Linked DNA regions of Homo sapiens: region 1 is linked to region 2. A link is an interaction called in ENCODE POLR2A ChIA-PET data of the cell type or tissue named here. Cell type or tissue: OCI-LY7. All regions are shown on one strand.

Region 1 (2,500 bases), 81 kb before region 2:
TGATGAAACCCTATCTCTATTAAAAATACAAAAAATTAGCTGGGTGTGGTGATATGCACCTGTATTCCCAGCTACTTGGGAGGCTGAGGCATGAGAATCACGTGAACCCAAGAGGCAGAGGTTGCAGTGAACCGAGATCACGCCACTTCACTTCAGCCTGGGTGACAGAGGGAGACTCTGTCTTTAAAAAAATAATAATAGGGAGTGGCCTCAGCCAAAGACATGGCTAGTTTAGAGTGGGAAGGGCTCAGCAACTTCCCAAAGCACAGGGTCCCAGCAGAAAGACTACCCTGTGATCCTTCCCTCAGGAGTGGCTTCCTTCCAGTGCCCCTATTACCTCCTCTTAGAGCCCGGAGACACTGCAAATGTCAGTGTCCAGGATGCTCTGGGTAGAAGTTAATGATTACTTGAGTCAGCTCTTTCTGCAAACCCTGATGCCTGTGCCTGGTCACTCCGAATCTGGAAGAGACACTGCATAATCTTTGGAAATTCACTGCAGTTATTTTCTTCATCTCCCAATAATCAACCTCAACAACATCCCTCAGTCCTAGGAACTTCCTAGATGGAGTTTGGTCTCTAGACTAGCTATGGGATATCATAACAGCTATGAAGGAATAGAATCATTTTGTGACTTTAACCTATTAGCCCTCTAGTACTGGCCTTAAACAGAGAGACAGGTTTAAAAAACAAAGCCCATGACTCAAGTTAAGGACTCCAGAGCCTGGAAACTCTCTCTCAGGATTGATACCTCTGTTGTTTTTTCAGGACTTAATGTTAGGAACATGGGTTCTCTATATTGGGGGAGTATTATGGAATGAATTGTGTCTCCACAAAATTCATGTGCTGAAGTCCTAACCTCAGAATGTGATTGTATTTGGAATGAGGGCCTTTAAAAGATAGTTAAGGTAAAATGAGGTCATATGGATGGGCCCTAATCCAATATGACTGGTGTCTTTTAAGGAGAAGAGATTAGGACACAGATATACCAAAGGTAGATCATGTAAAGATACCAGAAGAGAATGGCCATCTACAAGCCAAAAAAAAAGCGGTCTTCAAAGAAACCAACCCTGCCAACACCTTAATCTCAGACTTCAGCCTCCAGAATTATGAGAAAATTAATTTCTGTTGTTTAAGCCACCCAGCTGGTGTACTTTGCTATGTAATTCCAGAAAACTAATATAGGGAGAGTTATTAAGACATGTCTCATATTTCTGCCCTTTCCTATTGCCTCCAACCAGATTGTATCTGCTTCCCTGTGTCTACTTGCTGGCTTGGAACTTATTAAGATTGGATCCTTCCTGGAAGAAATTTGCTGATGGAGGCAGAAGGACACTCAGAATTGAAACTGTGTGAGCTTTGGTGCCTGGGATCCTTACTTGCTGTTGCCCATACTTAATTCAAATACTCAATGGATATTTATTATGTCCTAGGGCTATAAGAACATAAGAAAAAGACCCCTGAAACTAGGAAAGAAAGCTTCAAAGAGATGGTCATTTAGACATTTTTAAAGAATGAGAGGAATTGTTGGAGAAGATTGGCATGGGAGAAGAGAATTGAAGCAGAGGGAACAGCATGTACAAAGGTACAAAGATGTGAAACAGAATGACCCGCTGGAGGAACTACATCCTACTGACTAGAATATAGTGTCCATGTGGGCCTGTGGCACAAGGAGAGATAGGAACCCAAACCCGGTTGGAAAATACGTGGGCCTGTGGCACAAGGAGAGAGAGGAACCCAAACCCGGTTGGAAAATACAATCTGGGAGGCAGCTGCGGGGTGTGGAGGAGCCTCAGGTTATTCACTATCTACAGCATGCCCAGGTAGAGTGGTTTCAGCAGTCAGAGAGTGCCCTCAGGCAAAGAATAGCAGCTGCTGACAGCTGGAAATTGTAATCCATGGTAATGGTTGCAGCTGAGATGTGGGTGGGTACCCCCAGCATCTCCTAGATCAACCATACATTTGTGTGAGCCATTTGGTTTTCTCTAGTAGGTCTTGATTTAAGTTCCTGAACTCTGCCCACCACCACCAGCAGCCATGACTTCTTGGCAAGACTCCAAACCCCTCCCTACCTTCACTCTTTAGGTAAGTTGTTTAAAGATGCTATGCCTCCTTGGGAATTTCATTGATTTCCATGTTCCATTCTGCCTGTTCAGCCTCTGCCAACCACTGTCCTGGACTCTCTGGCAGACTGTGCCTTCCTGGTTCTTGTTGGTTACTGGTTGCTTACTGGTTGCAGCCCTATACCTGTTCTTGAACCCCAACTATTGACCCTGTCCTAGGTTTAGTTTACTAACATGGTCTAAATTCTAGTACAGTGATAACTTGAAGAAGCTCAGGCCTAACTTACTAACCATAATATCTTACCCTATTGGAACTGAGCTTTTCCCAAAGAGTACCTCCAGTGTCTTCGCTCCATCAGGATCAGTCAGTCCTACCCTCACCCAACTATCTATAGCCCTAAAGGACCACTGATCATGGCAAGTTAAGGCAATTATCAATA
Region 2 (2,500 bases):
TTTTACTCTGGAGATTTTTTTCTCTTTTAAAATAATGGATAGGCAAGTGGTTTTGGGGGCTGTTTTGGGGTTTCAACTCTCAGAGAAAATTCAGTTAATTAGATGGCCTTGGGAAATTTTTTCTGTGTTATTCTATTATTCTCCATCCTTACAAAAAAAAAGTTATCTACTAAGAGCATTAGGAGATCTTCTGATATAGTACGTAAGGATCATCAAAGATGTCTCTGACAAAAATTTCTGCCTGCTACTATTGCAAGAGTAACCATAAGATAAAATTGTTCACCATAACAACATACTGCTACAAGTATTTCTTAGGAAATACATGTGTTGTTCCCAACCCTGTTCCTCCTCTATATCACCCTGCTTTACAATATGACTTGACCAGGTGTTCACTGGGATGAAAGATTAGAAGCCAAGAGTAGGTCCCTCACTTCTCCCTTTCACTTCGAACCCCTCAGCAGGGCTTAATGTCTAGCTTTGAAGCCCAACAGACTAGCTCTTATACTTACTAGTTATATGATCTAAGACAAGCTATTTAACCTTTTTGAGCATTTTCTCATTTCTCAAATAGGTAAAATAGCTATATACATCTCAAGATGCTTTTGCTAATACAATTATGTACAACAATCACCTTGTCCAGAAGGAAAAAATGGAGGGAGGGAGGGATAAATTACAGTACAGACCACTAAATGCTAAACATGTAAGCACAAGAGGCAAGAAAAACAAAAGAACAGCACCAAACTCAGCGTCATGGCATTGTAAAAGCATGAGGTGTGACAGTATACACATGGTAAACGAGGAAGGACCAGTAGTGCAGGAGAGCTGGGTCTTATGGTGTGTGAAGAGAAAAGACGAGGCTGGAGAAACAGGGCCTGAGGGCCATGTTAAGGAGGGGGACCATGGCCAGTTTTACCCAAGGATGTACCATGATCAAATGTGCTTCTGTAGGAGGACCACTCTGGTGGCACTGTACAAGACAAACCAACCTGGGCCAGGGCTGGAGGCAAGAAGATAACCTACATACACAATCTCTTCTTTATTTAGATAGTTTTGTCATTGTTTTAAGTAACATTCTCCCTCCCCTTTTAATCCAAATGATAGCTACTTCACAAGGGGTCTCCAACTGAAAAATGACTGGGTCTCACAGACAAGATCTATACAATCTGGTATAAGTACCAAAGGATTCAAAGTAAAAATGAGAAAATATGGAAAAAAATGTTCATTTCCACTAGGAATCAATGAGCTTCTAGCCAAGATGGATTAACAGGGACCAGATTCATTCTCCCACCTTAAACAACTAAAAACACCAGATAAAATACATGAACCATTTTCAGACATCAGACATTAAGCAACTCAAGGCAGTGGTCCCTGGAGGAGGGAACCAATGAGGTGAGCCCTACAATTGCTGGAGTCTACTGCCTAGAGAAAGTTTTCAGGCCACAGAGCAGGGAGGAGGAAGCTAGGTGGCGCCCAGCAGACACATGAGTTGAGAAGATAGGGTGGGAGTTTAGGGAACTTTGAGTGGCTACAGTTCTTCAAGACTGAGTGTGGAAGGGAAAAGAGCTGCACAGATAGAGAACCCCAGAAATCTGCAGATTCCCCTTTGAGTACCAGTGTGAGAAAACTACCCAAGACTGGGAAAAGGACTACCCAAGAAGAAAATGTTTTTTTTTTTAAAAAAAAAAGCCCCAGAACTCACACAGGGCCAGGTATAGTTCATGTTCCCACCAGCCATGGTGAGAAAACCTCATTAACACCCGGATCACAGGGTTAAGCAGTCAGAAGGGTATTGAATAACATGGCGAAATTTGCTGATCTAAAAGCAAATCTTCCAAGGATCAAACTGATTCCAAGTAACTTCACTGTGTCCCAGAACAAAGCTTAAGAATATTTTTTAAAGTACAAGACTATCCAGCACCCAGCAATATAATGTGCCCTAGTGATTCACTAGAGATCATATGTCTAGTGATCAAAAACTACCAGGCATGCAAAAAGTAGAAAACCGTAACATTTAACCAGGAAGCGAAACTAACCAATAAAAACACATTCAGAAATAACACAACAGAACTAGTAGACAAGAACATTAAGTTATGATAGCTATACTCCGTATGTTCAAGAAGGCACAGAAAAACATAAGCATGTTAAGGAGAGCCACAGAACACATATATAAAAGACCCAAATTAATCTAGAGATGAAAATACACTAGATGAGATTAACAGCAGATAAAACACTATAGAAGACCGATGAACTTGAGTCATAACAATAGAAATTACCTGAAAACAAAACACACACACACAGGGGGTGGGAGGGAAGGCTCAGAAGGAGAAAAAAACCCATAAACACACCCAAAAACTGGAAAATGAACTGAGCATCAGTGACGTGGGATAGCTTCAGGCAGCCCAATATATGTGTAATTGGAGGCCCTGAAGGAGAAGTGATGGAAGAGGGGGCAAAAAAAAAAACTAAAGAAATCATGGCCAAATTTTTTTTCCAAATGAAA

Evidence for each region. ChIA-PET counts read pairs that join two places held together with the same protein. Peaks named below come from ENCODE experiments on the same cell type or tissue, not always from the same donor. Only the 100,000 strongest peaks of a DNase experiment are listed, where the experiment ranks them.
Region 1: POLR2A ChIA-PET joins it to region 2 with 11 read pairs; 12 of 35 experiments call an interaction of 5 or more read pairs at or near these places.

The regions. Positions count from the first base shown.
Region 1 is chr1:165,603,607-165,606,106 of GRCh38, forward strand. No RefSeq gene overlaps it. Among named protein-coding and RNA genes, the nearest start is that of LRRC52-AS1, 23 kb to the left of the region's middle. In OCI-LY7, no CTCF peak of the experiment used is centred here; no DNase peak of the experiment used is centred here.
Region 2 is chr1:165,684,844-165,687,343 of GRCh38, forward strand. All of the region lies in intron 2 of ALDH9A1 (aldehyde dehydrogenase 9 family member A1), which reads right to left. Among named protein-coding and RNA genes, the nearest start is that of ALDH9A1, 12 kb to the right of the region's middle. In OCI-LY7, CTCF peaks have their summits at 1,466 and 1,483; a DNase peak (open chromatin) is centred at 1,468; H3K4me3 peaks cover 581 bases; H3K27ac peaks cover 719 bases.